Linked DNA regions of Homo sapiens: region 2 is linked to region 1. The links are chromatin contacts, found by Hi-C or POLR2A ChIA-PET in ENCODE. All regions are on one chromosome and are shown on one strand. The core of a region is the stretch at or near the end of the contact, and the rest is flanking DNA. Distances in the headings are between cores, read along the strand shown.

Region 1 (7,449 bases), core at 1,379-3,878:
AACTTGAAGGAGTCTGAAGTTCTTCAATGGAAATAAACTGATGAATACTGAAGAGTGGCCCAATAAGTTACTGTCTGCTGCAAAAGACCAAAGAAGTATGGAAGAGAGATTTCAAGAAACCATCTTCTTTCCAATTCCTCCTGGCCTTGGACAGTTCTAGTAGTTTGGGATTAGGGAAAAATTCAAGAAGATTAATGAAGTACATAAGGAGACAAAACAAAGAATCAAAAGACACGAGTTACAAAAGAATAACAGAAGTAGACAAAAAAAACCCCACAATTTCTCACGATACTACTATTAAAAATGTAATTTGTGCACAACTCTGGGCACACATTTTTAATTTTTATTTATTTATTCATTTAATTTTTTTTTGAGACACAGTCTCGCTCTGTTGTCCAGGCTGGAGTGCAATGGCACGATCTCAGCTCACTGCAACCTCCGCCTCCTGGGTTCAAGCAATTCTCCTGCCTCAGCCTCCCAAGTAGCTGGGATTATGGGTGTGTGCCACCATGCCCAGCTAATTTTTTGTATTTTTAGTAGAGACGGGGTTTCACCATATTGGCCAGCCTGGTCTCGAACGCTTGACCTCAGGCAATCCACTTGCCTTGGCCTCCCAAAGTGCTGGGATTATAGTCATGAGCCACTGCACCAGCCTCTGTTTTTTATTTTTTAATTCTGAATACCACCAATGAAAAGTGTTCAATCTTTATACAGACATTTGAAAATTTTTAAGTAAGTTTAATGGTTTCCTAGACATGATATCAAAAAGCAGAAGCAAAAGAAAAAATATCTGAATTGGACACCATCAAAATTAAAAATTTTTGCATTTCAAAGACACCATCAAGAAAGTGAAAAGACAGGCCAGGTGCAGTGGCTCATGCCTGTAATCCCAGCACTTTGGAAGACCATCCTGGCTAACACGGTGAAACCCTGCCTCTACCACAAATATAAAGAAATTAGCTGGGCGTGGTGGTGGGTGCTTGTAGTCCCAGCTACTCAGGAGGCTGAGGCTGGAGAATGGCGTGAACCCGGGAGGTGGAGCTTGCAGTGAGCCGAGATCACGCCACCGCACTCCAGCCTGGGCAACAGAGCAAGACTTTGTCTCAAAAAAAAAAAAAAAAAAAGAAAGTGAAAAGACAACCTAGAAAATGGGAGAAACATTTTGCAAATCATTTATCTGATAAGGGATTTGTATCTAGAATAGATGAAGAACTCCTATAATTCAATAATAAAAAGACAACCCAATTACAAAATGGGCAAAAGATCTGAATAGACATTTCTCCAAAGAAGATATGCAAACAGCTTACAAGCACATAAAAAGATGTTGATCATCATTAGCCACCAGGGAAATGCAAATAAAACCACAATGAGATATTACTTCACTCCTACTAGAATGGCAGGATTAAAAAGGCAGATAATAACAAGCATTAGCAAGGATATGAAGAAACTGGAATCTTTCTACATTGACCGTAGGAACAATAAAATGGTGCAGCCATTTTAGAAAGCAGTCTGACAGTTTCCCAAAAGCTTAAACAGAGTTACCATATGAACCTGCAATTCCACTCCAAGAAAAATGAAAACATATGTACATATGTTCACACAAAAACTTGTGCCTGAATGTTCATAGCAGCATCAATCATAATAGCCAAAAGGGGTTAGTTGTGGTGGCTCATGCCTGTAATCCCAGCACTTTGGGAAACTGAGGTGGGAGGATCGCTTGAGCCCAGGAATTCAAGACTAGCCTGGGCAACATAGGGAGATCCCATCTCTACAAAAACTACAAAAATTAGCCAGGTGTGGTGTGTGTGCCTGTAGTCCCAGCTACTCAGAAGGCTGTGGGGAGATCATTTGTGCCTGGGAGGTTGAGGCTGCAGTGAGCCGTGATGGCGCCACTGCACTCCAGCCTGGGTGACAGAGTGAGATCTTGTCCCCCCCCCTCCAAAAAAAAAAAAAAAAAAGTCAAAAGGTGGAAACAACTCAAATATTTATCAACCGATGAATGGATAAATAAAATGTAGCATCCATACAATGGAATATTACTTAGCAACAAAAGGAAATGAGCCAGATGTGGTGGCTCACACTTGCAATTCTAGCACTTTGGGAGGCTGAGATGGGAGGACTGCTTGAGCTCAGGAGTTTGAGATCAGCCTGTGCAACATGGCAAGATCCTGTCTCTACACACACATGCGCGCGTGCACACACACACACACACACACACAATTAGCCGGGTGTGGCCAGGCGCGGTGGCTCAAGCCTCTAGCCTCTAATCCCAGCACTTTGGGAGGCTGAGGCAGGTGGAGCATGAGGTCAGGAGTTCAAGAACAGCCTGGACAAGATGGTGAAACCCCGTCTCTACTAAAAAAAGTACAAAAAAAATTAGCCGGGTGTGGTGGTGGGTGCCTATAATCCCAGCTACACGGGAGGCTGAGACAGAGAATTGCTTGAACTGGGAGGCAGACGTTGCAGTGAGCCGAGACTGTGCCACTGCTCTCCAGCCTGGGTGACAGAGCAAGACTCCATCTCAAAAAAAGAAAAACAGAAAGAAAAAAAAATTAGCCGGGTGTGGGTGTGGTGGTATGTGCCTGTGGTCTCAGCTACTTGAGAGGCAGAAGGACAGTTTGGGCCGAGGAAGTTGAGGGTGTAGTCAGTGCACCATCTTTGTCCACTGCACACCAGCCCGGGCAAGAGTGAAACCCCGCCTTAAAAAAAGAGAGGAAATGAAATACCGATACATTCTACAACATGGATGAACCTTAAAAACATTATGCTAAGTGACAGATGCCCAGTCAAAAGGGACTACATTTTTATGATTCCATTTATATGAAATGTCTAGAATAGGCAAATTTATGGAGACAGAAAGTAGATTAGTGGTTACTTACAGCTAGGGAGAAGATTCGGGGGTAGGGAAGTGATAGCTAAAGGATGTAGGTTTCTTTTTGAAGTGATGACTATATTCTAAAATTGTGGTTATGGCTGCACATATCTATTTATATACTAAAACCACTGAATTGTACACTTAAAATGGGTGAACTCTATGGTATAGGAATTATCTCTCAATAAAGCTGGTTTTTTTTTTTTTTTTTTTAATGATACGATTATCAGCCTTGCCCAGACTCACTTCTTCACAGGTAGGAACTTTGTTTGCAGAAACCTGGAGAGCCTCCCACAGTGCAGAATCGTGACTCCATGCTAAACTCTCCAAAATCTGTTCTTCAATGCTGTTTAGGTGTTTCACCATGTCCCTTGAGAGCCCCTCTTCTGAGCGGATCACCACCTCAATAACCTGCAGAGGAGAAAGTGAGAAGGCAATGTGGTTTCAAGCAGTTAGTTCTAGTCTGGACTTGCATGTAGGACTAGCTGTGGCTTTCTTCTTCTTCTTCTTTTTTTTGAGACGGAGTTTCCCTCTGTTGCCCAGGCTGGAGTACAGTGGTGTGATCTTGGCTCACTGCAACCTCTGCCTCCCAGGTTCAAGTGATTCTCCTGCCTCAGCCTCCCGAGTAGCTGGGATTACAGGCACCTGCCACCACACCTGGCTAATTTTTGTAGTTTTTAGTAGAGCCGAGGTTTCACCATGTTGGCTAGGCTGGTCTAGAACTCCTGACCTCAGGTGATCTGCCCGCCTAGGCCTCCCAAAGTGCTGGGACTACAGTTGTGAGCCACTGCGCCCGGCCACTGTGGCCTTATTCTGTGGCACAGAACCAAAGTCATCTTTGAACCATAATTCTGTGGCTTACTAACATCTTCTAATTTATAAAGGAGTTTTTAAGTTCTTTAAAATATGTTCACATATATTTCTGTTTTTCACGTTTTATATTATAAATGACAACTTGAGGCAACGATAGGTGAAAACTGGTCAACAGACCAACAGTGGGAGAAGTCAGGTCTTGGGTTCCAAGTCTAGTTCTATTTTGAATGTATTGCTCCTTTCCAGACTATTTTTTCCACTAACTCAAAATAACAGAATGAATGAACTATTTAAAGTGACTTTGCGTATATACACTATAATTCCATTTTATAAGGGAAGTATCTAGAATAAAGTTTATATACACAAAATATTAATAATATGATTGTTAATAGATTATGATGTATGACTTTAATATTCACATTTATTTACTTATTTATTTATTTATTTATTTATTTATTTATTTATTTATTTTGAGACGGAGTCTCACTCTGTCACCCAGGCTGGAGTGCAGCGGCGCCATCTCGGCTCACTGCAATCTCTGCCTCCCAGGTTCAAGCGATTCTCCTGCCTCAGCCTCCCGGGTAGCTGGGACTACAGGCACGTGCCCCCATGCCTGGCTAATTTTTTGTATTTTTAGTAGAGATGGGGTTTTACTATATTAGCCAGGATGGTCTCAATCTCCTGACCTCATGATCCGCCCGCCTTGGCCTCCCAAAGTGCTGGGATTATAGGCATGAGCCACCGTGCCTGGCCCACATTTATGTTTATGATTTTCTTCAATGAGCACATATCATTTATGTCATTTAAAAAAACAAAGGAGGCCGACACAGTGGCTCATGCCTGTAATCCCAGCACTTTAGGAGGCCACAGTGAGAGGATTGCTTGAGACCAGGAGTTCGAGACCAGCCTGGGCAACATAGTGAAACCGAGTCTCTATTGAAAAAAAAGGCATTTAGCTGCTTGAATAAAATAAGGATGTTATAAATAAAAACCAATTACTATGAGGTTGTTGACAAAACTAAACTTTTTCCTAATGGCAAAAGTTGAATACACACATTAACATTAAAGTGAGTGTATAGTAGAATCACTTCTCCCTAAGAAACCTAAAAATACTTTAATCACACTCAGTAATTCACACAGATAAGCTTTCCAATGACCTGCATTTTCTACAACTTTAATTCAGGCATACTTTAGGTATAAAAATTTAACTCTTCAAACCAATTTTTCTATCACCAGTAGAAAAGTACCTAGATGACTAAATATTAACTAAATCATGCCAAGAAGCGTAACAGTAGCATTAGTCTTAAAGTTCGATACTATGTAACATTAAACGTTATTGACTGTGATGACTAAACGTTATTGAGGGTGATGATGTAGTTCAATAGCTATGACCTCTGTTTTATTTTGAAAAGATTAACAAAAATAGTTCTAGCAAGAAAAATAAAGGTAAGGTAAGTAAGATTCATTCACACTGAATTAGCTCAAACTTGGGGAAGAAGCATAATCTATTATTACGGCTTTATTAGTTAGACCACCACCAAAATCAATTTTAGGTCTTCCTTCCTCTTGGTAGAAAGCGTTTTTTGTTCTTCATCATGCATTTGTTTAATAGGATTATAATTTTCATTCATAAATATGGAAAATTTGAAGTTAAGTACTAGTTCCAGGTCACATTTTCAAGTCCGTGTTAACAAAGGAACTGAAGCTGTAAGATTGACTTAATTTACTGATACTCTCACCTTCTCTCTCTCTTTTTTTTTCTTTGAAACAGGGTCTTGCTTAGGTGCCCAGGCTGGAGTGTGGTGGCATAATCATACCTCACTGTAACCTCAAACTCCTGGACTCAAGCCATCCTCCAGCCTCAGTTTTCCAAAGTGCTGGGATTATAGGTGTGAGCCACTGTATGCTCAACTCTCTCTTGTGTTCTTGGTTTCACCCAAGAGGAATATATATTATCTTTTTTTTTTTTTTTGAGACAGAATTTTGCTCCTGTCGTCTAGGCTGGAGTGTAATTGTATGATCTCCGCTCACTGCAAACCTCCACCTCCCAGGTTAAAGCAATTCTCCTGCCTCAGCCTCTCAAGCAGCTGAGATTACAGGTGCTCGCCACAATGCCTGGCTAATTTTTTTTGGTATTTTTAGTAGAGACGGAGTTTCACCATTTTGGCCAGGCTGGTCTCGAACTCCTGACCTCAGATAATCCTCCCACCTTGGCCTTTCAAAGTGCTGGGATTACAGGCGTGAGCCACCATGCCTAGCCAGGAATATATATTTTCAGAACACATCTGGAAACACTTTCCAGATATCACAACAGTGTTTTTCTTCAGCACTAAGATAAATACAATGTTTCTGTGAGAAACACTGTTTTCATCTCATAACAGAACTTTGTTTTCATCTCACCTTATAAAAGTAAAATGGTTGCAAGTTGAGAACTTCAATAATCCAAGGAAAAGTACGAGGTGAGCTATAGGCAAAGAGCACAATTTCCAAACAACAAGCCATCAAGGAACGATGAAATATATCTTGCTCTAAAAGAACCTGGGGGAAGAGAAAGACCACAGTTTAATATTTTTCAGCAATTTCAGTCTTTGCCATTCCATAAAGAAACCTATAAAAACAAGAAAAAATAACGTGCAAATTATATTACACTAGATTACTGGAGATAAAAATTTGAGTTCTCAAATTGGTAGTTTTCCTATAATACCTATTCTTGCTCAGTGGGTAGGGAATAAATTTAAATAAGGTGTACATAACAATCTGCTTTGAAATCTGAACAAATAATAAAAGTCAGTATTCCCATCAACAGAAAAGCATTAGAATTGGTTATTTTTCTTAATGACAGTTAATTGTTTTGTCAACATAAGGGTTTATTTATCAAAACACAGAAATGAAAGGTAATATGTCACAGTTTAGACAAAACTGTTCAGAAAAAGAAATACTTCACTGAGAAAGTAAAAGTCCTACTTTACCATTAAGTTTAATATAAGTTTTCAGTTTTAAAAATGGTATTTGTTGCCTTCTTTCTTTCAAATATCACCCTAGATTGGCTGAGTGTGGTGGCTCACCCCTGTAATCTCGGCACTTTGGGAGGCCGAGGCAGGTGGATTGCTTGAGGTCAGGAGTTCAAGACCAGCTTGGCCATGATGGTGAAACCCCGTCTCTACTAAAAATACAAAAATTAGCTGGGTGTGGTGGCGCGTGCCTGTGATCCCAGTTACTCCGGAGGCTGAGGCAGTGGAATCACTTAAACCTGTGAGGCAGAGGTTGCAATGAGCCAAGATCACGCCACCACACTCCATACTGGGCGACACAGCGAGACTCAGTCTCAGAAAAAACAAAAAACTAAAACAAACAAACAAAAAACAAGTATCGCCCCAAATCAAGGGAGGATAAAAAACAGAAACTCCATCATCAGTAAAACTAGCAGTCATTTGTAACTGTAAACCACAATATATGAAGGATGACAAATTACTCAGCAGAAGGGACGATGATCAAGCATAAGGACCTGCAGTGAGACACTTAAAACAAAAGAATCTGATCTAAAATACATAGCAACTGAGGACACAGGCAGAATGGGAAGTGGGGGTGAAGCATTGGGTGGGTGATCTGAAAGTCTTAGGATCCTCAGGTCCCCACACAACCCCCACTCTATGGGATCAGATGACAGACCTCTATTCTGTCTCCACAGGAATCTACAGGATTATTCTCTAGAGAAATTGAACTGGAGACTCAGAGGTAGAGAACATTAGGCACAGAAAAGACTA
Region 2 (7,051 bases), core at 4,444-6,943, 36 kb before region 1:
GCACGATCTCGGCTCACTGCAACCTCTGCCTCCTGGGTTCAAGCGATTCTCCTGCCTCAGCCTCCCAAGTAGCTGGGATTACAGGTGCCCACCACCATGCCCGGCTAATTTTTGTATTTTTAGAGACGGGGTTTCACCATGTTGGCCAGGCTGGTCTTGAACTCCTGATCTCGTGATCTGCCTGCCTCGGCCTCCCAAAGTGCTGGGATTACAGGCATGAGCCACCGTGCCCGGCCCTAATCTGTTTTAACAAGCCCTCCCAATGATTTTAAAGCTCCCTACAGTTTGAGATCTTCTTCCTTAGAGTAATGATTTTCAACATTTTTTTTTTTTGAGACAGAGTCTCGTTCTGTCGCCCAGGCTGGAGTGCAAAGGGGTGATCTCGGCTCACTGCAACCTCCGCCTGCCGGGTTCAAGTGATTCTCCTGCCTCAGCCTCCACAGCAGAGTAGCTGAGATTATAGGTGCGCACCACCATGCCTGGCTAATTTTTTGTATTTTTAGTAAAGACGGGGTTTCACCATGTTGCCCAGGCTGGTCTTGAACTCCTGAGCTCAGGCAATCTGCCCGCCTTGGCCTCCCAAAGTGCTAGGATTACAGGCTTGAGTCACTGTGTCCAGTCAGGTATATTATCTTAGCCAACTTTGTCAAGTATAGTAGGAACTCTGTAGTTATCTGTATAACTGAATAGGAAAGTAATAAGAAGGAGCCACTGTATTTGGACAGAGTTACAATCTGCCCCACTACAATTTCTTCCAGTTTATACTGATTCTGACTTCTGGAGACATACTGAACATATCTGCTTGATAGTCCATGAAGTCTCTGAAAACAGCAATCATGTCCATACCACATCTTCACCACTGAACAAGGATAAGGATGGAGATGATCACAGAGTTGTCTATGTACGTAAGAGGAGGCTTGTGTTTTCAGACATCTTCCTATCCTGGGTGCCATCTACCAAATGCACTTTCACTTCCAATGCCTTTCTTTCAACTTGACATCCCCCAGGTCTGACCACTTGCAGGTGTTGCCTTACTGGTCCCTTCTCAAGATCTTGCTTGAACAGGAAAACATGCTGGACTTTCAAAGTGAACTCCACAAATACCATGTCAATAATAATGGATTAAACTACCTCAAACTGAATATACTGCTCTTGATGAGAGGAGACATGCCATAGTTAACATTTCATATTTTATTAGTATAGTAGTAACTTGGCCAAAAAAGAAAAAAAAAAAAAGAGGCAGGATTAACAGTTACTGACTGTTAATCTGAAATCCAACTTTTAGCCTATTCACCTTACCTTAGAAGGGCTGCCATTGAACTTGTACAGCAGAGCGCTTCTTGGTGTAAGGCCTGACCCATTCTTGTGCGGGGAAATATAAATGGAGTGCTGCTGGGAAATGCGGCGTGGTGAGCCTGGCTGTTGTTTAATATGTGGAAAAGGAGAGAGTGGTGGAGCATCCATCTAAAATAACCCAAAAGTCAGATTTTTTAGATAAAAGTTTTTCTTTGTTTTTGAATCCCATATTTTTATTCTTATGGTATCTTCTAGTTAGAAAACAGTTATACTGTAAAAAGCTCATTTATGGTTGAGAAAAAAAATGATCCTTTACTTCTTCTTTTTTTTTTTTAACAACAATAGATAAACTAGAATTTATTTTCCTGAATCTTTTTTTTTTTTTGAGATGGAGTATCTCTTGCTCTTGTTGCCCAGGCTGGAGTGCGATGGCGCAATCTAGGCTCACTGCAACCTCTGCCTCCCAGGTTCAAGCAATTCTCCTCCCTCAGCCTCCCAAGTAGCTGGGATTACAGGCATGTGCTGGGATTACAGGCATGTGCCACCACGCCCGGTTAATTTTGTATTTTTAATAGAGATGACCATGTTGGCCAGGCTGGTCTCGAACTCCTGACCTCAGGTGATCCACCCACCTTGGCCTCCCAAAGTGCTGGGATTACAGGTGTGAGCCACTATGCCCGGCCTATTTTCCTGGATCTTTCAGGAAGTCCTATAACTAGTATTAAGAATTCTGGCCAGGCACAGTGGCTCACACCTGTAATGCCAGCACTTTGGGAGGCTGAGATGGGCGGATCACCTGAGGTCAGGAGTTTGAGACCAGCCTGGCCAACATGGTGAAACTCCGTCTCCACTAAAAATGCAAAAATTAGCTGGGCGTGGTGGCATATGCCTGTAATCCGAGCTATTTGGGAGGCTGAGGCACTAGAATTGCTTGAACCCAGGAGGCAGAGGTGTTGCAGTGAGCCCAGATTGTGCCACTGCACTCCATCCTGGGTGACAGACCAAGACTCTGCCTCAAAAAAAAAAAAAAAAAAAAAAGAATTCTGGGGCCGGGTGCAGTGGCTCACTCCTATAATCCCAGCACTTTGGGAGGCCAAGGTGCTCGGATCACTTGAGGCCAGGAATTGGAGACCAGCCTGGCCAACATGGTGAAACCCCACTTCAGCCTCCTGAGTAGCTCCTAAAAATATAAAAATTAGCCAGGTGTGGTGGCGTGCGCCTATAGTCCCTGCCACTCGGGAGGCTGAGCATGACAGTTGTTTGAACCCGGGGACAGAGGCTGCAGTGAGCTGCGATTATGTCACTGCACTCCTCCTGGGGTGACAGAGTGAGACTCTGTCTCAAAAGAAAAAAAAAATTCTGGACAAGACACCAGGAGTTAAGCCACGAGCATGAGAACCTCATATTCATGCTTAAAAAGTAAGGACAGGCTGGGCGCGGTGGCTCATGCCTGTAATCCCAACACTTTGGGAGGCTGAGGCGGGTGGATCATGAGGTCAGGAGTTCAAGACCAGCCTGGCCAAGATGGTGAAACTCTGTCTCTACTAAAAATACGAAAATCAGCTGGGCGTGGTGACAGGCGCCTGTAATGCCAGCTACTCAGGAGGCTGAGTTACAGAATTGCCTGAACCCAGGAGGCAGAGGTTGCAGTGAGCTGAGATTGTGCCACTTGCACTCCAGCCTGGGCAACAGAGCGAGACTCCTTCTCAAAAAAAAAAAAAAAAAGTAGGGACAAAGAGTAACCAATCTTCTAACACTTGCTGTAACAAGCTCTCTCTACACACATACCTGCTCACAACCAAAGCAGTAGCAGAGAGAATAAAAGAGGCAGAGAATTCTATTAGCCAGCAGGATGATTCCAACGTGGAAAAAATCTGTTAATGAAATGGGAAAGACTTCATATGGAAATGGAAAAGATTTATAAATAAGTTGGATGAGCAAGGATTTCATTTTTAATATCCTGTATAATGGAAATAAATTAAGATGGTAGAGATATTCCGAGTATAGCACATGACAGAGGGGAAGTGAAACTGAAGCAGGATGAACAGTTATGACCTCTGAGGATAGTCATAGACCATATTCCATGAAAAGAGGAAGAACAGAAATCTACAGAGGCACATAGATACATAGAAACAGCTATTGGCTGTCCGGCTGCAGCTTCTGCTAGGGCCTTCTTTTCTTTTTTTTTTTTCTTTCTTTTTTTTTTTTTTTTTTTGAGGCAGGGTCTTGCTCTGTTGCCCAGACTGGAGTGTGGTGGTGCGATTGTGGCTCATTGCAGCCTTGACCTCCTGGGCCCAAGCGATCCACCTACCTTAGCTTGCTGAGTAGTTGGGACTAAAGGTGTGTACCAGCCACTACACGGCTAGTTTTTAGTTTTTTTTTTTAAGAGACAGGGTCTTCCTGTGTTTCTAGGCTGGTCTCAAATTTCTGGGCTCAAGCAATCCTCCAGGCTTAGCTTCCCAAAGTGCTGGGATTACAGGCATGAGCCACAGCACCTGACCTCCTTTTGTTTTTTTTTTGAGACAGAGTTTCCCTCTTGTCACCCAGGCTGGAGTGCAGTGGCGCGATCTCTGCTCACTGCAACCTCCGCTTTCTGGGTTCAAGTGATTCTCCTGCCTCAGCCTCCCGAGTAGCTGGGATTACAGGTGCCTGCCACCACGCCCAGCTAATTTTTGGTAGAGATGGGATTTCACCATGTTGGCCAGGCTGGTCTCAAACTCCTGACCTCTGGTGATCCGCCCGCCTAGGCCTCCCAAAGTGCTGAGATTACAGGCATGAGCCACCACACCTGGCCCCTTTTGTCTTTGACTTGAGAAAAACATTAATCTCACAATATAACAACAGAAAAATTTACCAAATTTGCTGGGTGCAGTGGCTCATGCCTGTAATCCCAGCACTCTGGGAGGCCGAGGTGGGCGGATCACAAGGTCAGGAGTTCAAGACCAGCCTGGCCAACATGGTGAAACCCTGTCTCTACTAAAGATACAAAAAATTAGCCAGGTGTGGTGACACACTCCTGTAATCCTAGCTACTAGGGAGGCTGAGGCAGGAGAATCACTTGAGCCCGGGAGGCAGAGGTTGCAGTTGAGCTGAGATCGCACCACTGCACGCCAGCCTGGGTGACAGGGTGAGACTGTCTCAAAAAAAAAAAAAAAAAGAAAACAAAAAAAACAAATTAGTTGTTTTAATATTCATGTTCCCATCAAGTTCTTACCCATATGTATACGGAATTTCTAGCAACATAATCATGGTATAGATAAAATTCATGCCAGGCGTGGTGGTTCACACCTGTGATCCCATCACTTTAGGAGGCTGAGGTGGGTAGATTGCTTGAGTCCAGGAGTTCAAGACCAGCCTGGCCAACATGGTGAAACCCCGTATCTACTAAAAATACAAAAAAATTAGCTAGGCGTGGGGGCATGTGGCTGTCGTACCAGCTATTTGGGAGGCTGGGGTGGGAGGATCGCTTGAGGCCTGGAAGCAAGGGTTGCAGTGAGCCCAGATCTCGCCACTGCACTCTAGCCTGGGCAACAGATCCCATGATTTCCTCTGGTCTCTGTTGTACCATAGCCTTAATCACTGATTAAGTTACTGGACATGCTCTGATTAATTGCTAGTAATTTTACTTGGACATATTTATCTAGCAAAATAAACTTATAGTAATCCAACTATGACAGCAAATAATAATAAAGTAGTAAAACATAGAACATACCATATGGTCCTGATTCGCCAAGTCGTATTTCAGTGCAAATGACTTCACTCTTCCTACATATATTGTATTGTAAAATTTTATAAGATCACCTCTTTCCTCTTTCACTGGTCCACTGGAACAGTCAGGTGTTTTTGTAGCATCTTCTAAGTCTGTTAAAAAGAATGCAATGTTGTGATACAAAGCATACTTTTTATTTTTTTGAGACAGGGTCTCACTTTGTCACCCAGGGTGGAGTGCAGTGGTGCAATCTTGGCTCACTGCAGCCCTGACCTCCTGGATTCAAGTGATCCTCCCATCTCAGCCTCCTGAGTAGCTGGGACCACAGGCACGTGCCACCATGCCTGGCTATTTTTTATTTTTAGTAGAGACGGGGTTTTGCCATGTTGCCCAGGATGGTTTCCAACTCCTGGGCTCAAGTGATCCACCAGCCTCAGCCTCTCAAAGTGCTGGGATTACAGGCATGAGCCACCATGCCCAGCCACAAAGCATACTTTAATATACAAGTTGGTGATTTAAATGACCTTTCTACAATATTAAAAAAAACCCACAAATCTTTATGTAGAGAAATTAATATTTTCAGAGAAGGTTCAGCAATCCATCTGTATTACTTATAAGTCAAATTGGAATCTAGAGAAATGCAAACATATGAACTGAAGGTGGTGCTCTTTTCTCTAGATTCCACTTCAGAATGTTTTCACAACCATAGCTGTTGAGCTCACTGTCACTAGTGGCTCTTAGAGGGGTAACAGCCCTGGGCTGGTGTTTAGCTAAGTTCTACAGTATGGGAGGCAGTGGCAAACCTCAGCTTCAGACAACTAAAAGGCCTGCAGATATTCTTCTTGTGTCTTTGAGAAAGGTGGAAAGATTCTAAAAGGTAAAGCATATCCTGAGAGGTTAAGGAAGAAGCAAAATGAATTACATTTATTTCTCTGCAAATACATGGCAGGTGACAGGTGTTCTAAGAGCCTTATTGTACCACATACAACAGGAACCCTGATCAGGAACCAGTGTTCAGGTTTTACTGAGCACCCTCAATTGTAAAATAACAGCTTACCCCAACATAGTTTCCTACTTAATGGTGCAACTCTGGGATAGCTTGTGAAACCAGGCAGAACTTTGTCCTACTATTTTTTGGGGAAGGAAGAGTATTACAGGGTATTACAAACTATCATTTACTTGTATACACAAGAACCATGTGCTAAGAAAACCACTACCAATTAAAAAGAATTTAGCACATATATGAAAAAAGCTCTCATTCTCAATACACTGGCCTACAAACATTGAGAACATGGGTAGAAGCAATGCCTTCACCTTAGGAAAACCAGAAAACACAAACATGGTTCAAAAACCAAACAGCCCCAGGGGATGTCAGTCTTAATTTGGATGTCTTTTTCACTTCTGCTATTTCTAAAGGATCTTGACGAGGGTGGGAGGGGAGGGGAGCTATGTGGTTAAATAAAGTTGAGGAAATGCTGTATATTATATTGGAAATTCAGAAATTCATGTTAGTATAAGGCTCTGAGAAGTACTGCAGTTGGGGAAAAAAAATAACTCTCATGTTCACTTTAATTCCATACTTCCCCAGTTTTTTGTGTATAGTCTCTCTTCCCCCAAAACACTTTTTTTTTTTTTGAGACGGAGTCTTGCTCTGTCACCCAGCCTGGAGTGCAGTGGTGCAATCTCGGCTCACTGCAGTCTCTGCCCGCTGGGATCCAGCGACTCTCCTGCCTCAGCCTCCTGGGTAGCTGGGATTACAGAAGCATGCCACCACGTCTGGCTAATTTTTGTATTTTCAGTAGAGATGGTGTTTCGCCAGCTGGAAAGGCTGGTCTCGAACTCCTGACCTCAGGTGATCTGCCCGCCTTGGCCTCCCAAAGTGCTGGGATTACAGGCGTGAGCCACTGCGCCTGGACCCCCCAAAACACTTATACTACCATTCTGGGAAACACTGTTTCAAAGGATACTGGCTTGTTAACAGCTCTTCTAGGTTATTCTCATTATATGGATCAATTAAAATTATTTTTTTGTTTTGTTTTTATGAAA

Evidence for each region. A loop is a pair of places that touch in the nucleus more often than their neighbours do. ChIA-PET counts read pairs that join two places held with the same protein, here RNA polymerase II (POLR2A). Pooled maps may share reads with other maps.
Region 2: a loop to region 1 is called in a map of B cell, with 9 times the contacts of the local background. The contact joins two enhancer-like sites. A Hi-C loop is called at or near these places in 7 of 168 maps with a recorded cell type or tissue (B cell, CD4-positive, alpha-beta T cell, CD4-positive, alpha-beta memory T cell and 2 more), 7 of 37 single-sample maps with no recorded cell type and 14 of 50 pooled maps. POLR2A ChIA-PET finds 5 or more read pairs at or near these places in 25 of 52 experiments (AG04449, B cell, CD4-positive, alpha-beta T cell and 19 more).

Annotation. Positions count from the first base shown.
Region 1 is chr20:37,040,968-37,048,416 of GRCh38, forward strand. It overlaps RBL1 (RB transcriptional corepressor like 1), which reads right to left. Exons shown (of 22, transcript NM_002895.5): 12 at 6,086-6,223; 13 at 3,119-3,283. Among named protein-coding and RNA genes, the nearest start is that of RBL1, 51 kb to the right of the region's middle. RefSeq lists enhancers at 2,457-2,556, 3,297-3,466. Within about 2 kb of position 2,629, at least 6 of the 41 ENCODE cell types and tissues checked have a DNase peak (open chromatin) inside an H3K27ac peak, as active enhancers do; they include B cell, CD4-positive, alpha-beta T cell, GM12878 and 1 more, where a contact is called at or near this core.
Region 2 is chr20:37,002,403-37,009,453 of GRCh38, forward strand. RBL1 (RB transcriptional corepressor like 1) reads right to left here. Exons shown (of 22, transcript NM_002895.5): 20 at 5,009-5,157; 21 at 1,300-1,464. Among named protein-coding and RNA genes, the nearest start is that of SAMHD1, 54 kb to the left of the region's middle. Within about 2 kb of position 5,694, at least 7 of the 41 ENCODE cell types and tissues checked have a DNase peak (open chromatin) inside an H3K27ac peak, as active enhancers do; they include B cell, CD4-positive, alpha-beta T cell, GM12878 and 1 more, where a contact is called at or near this core.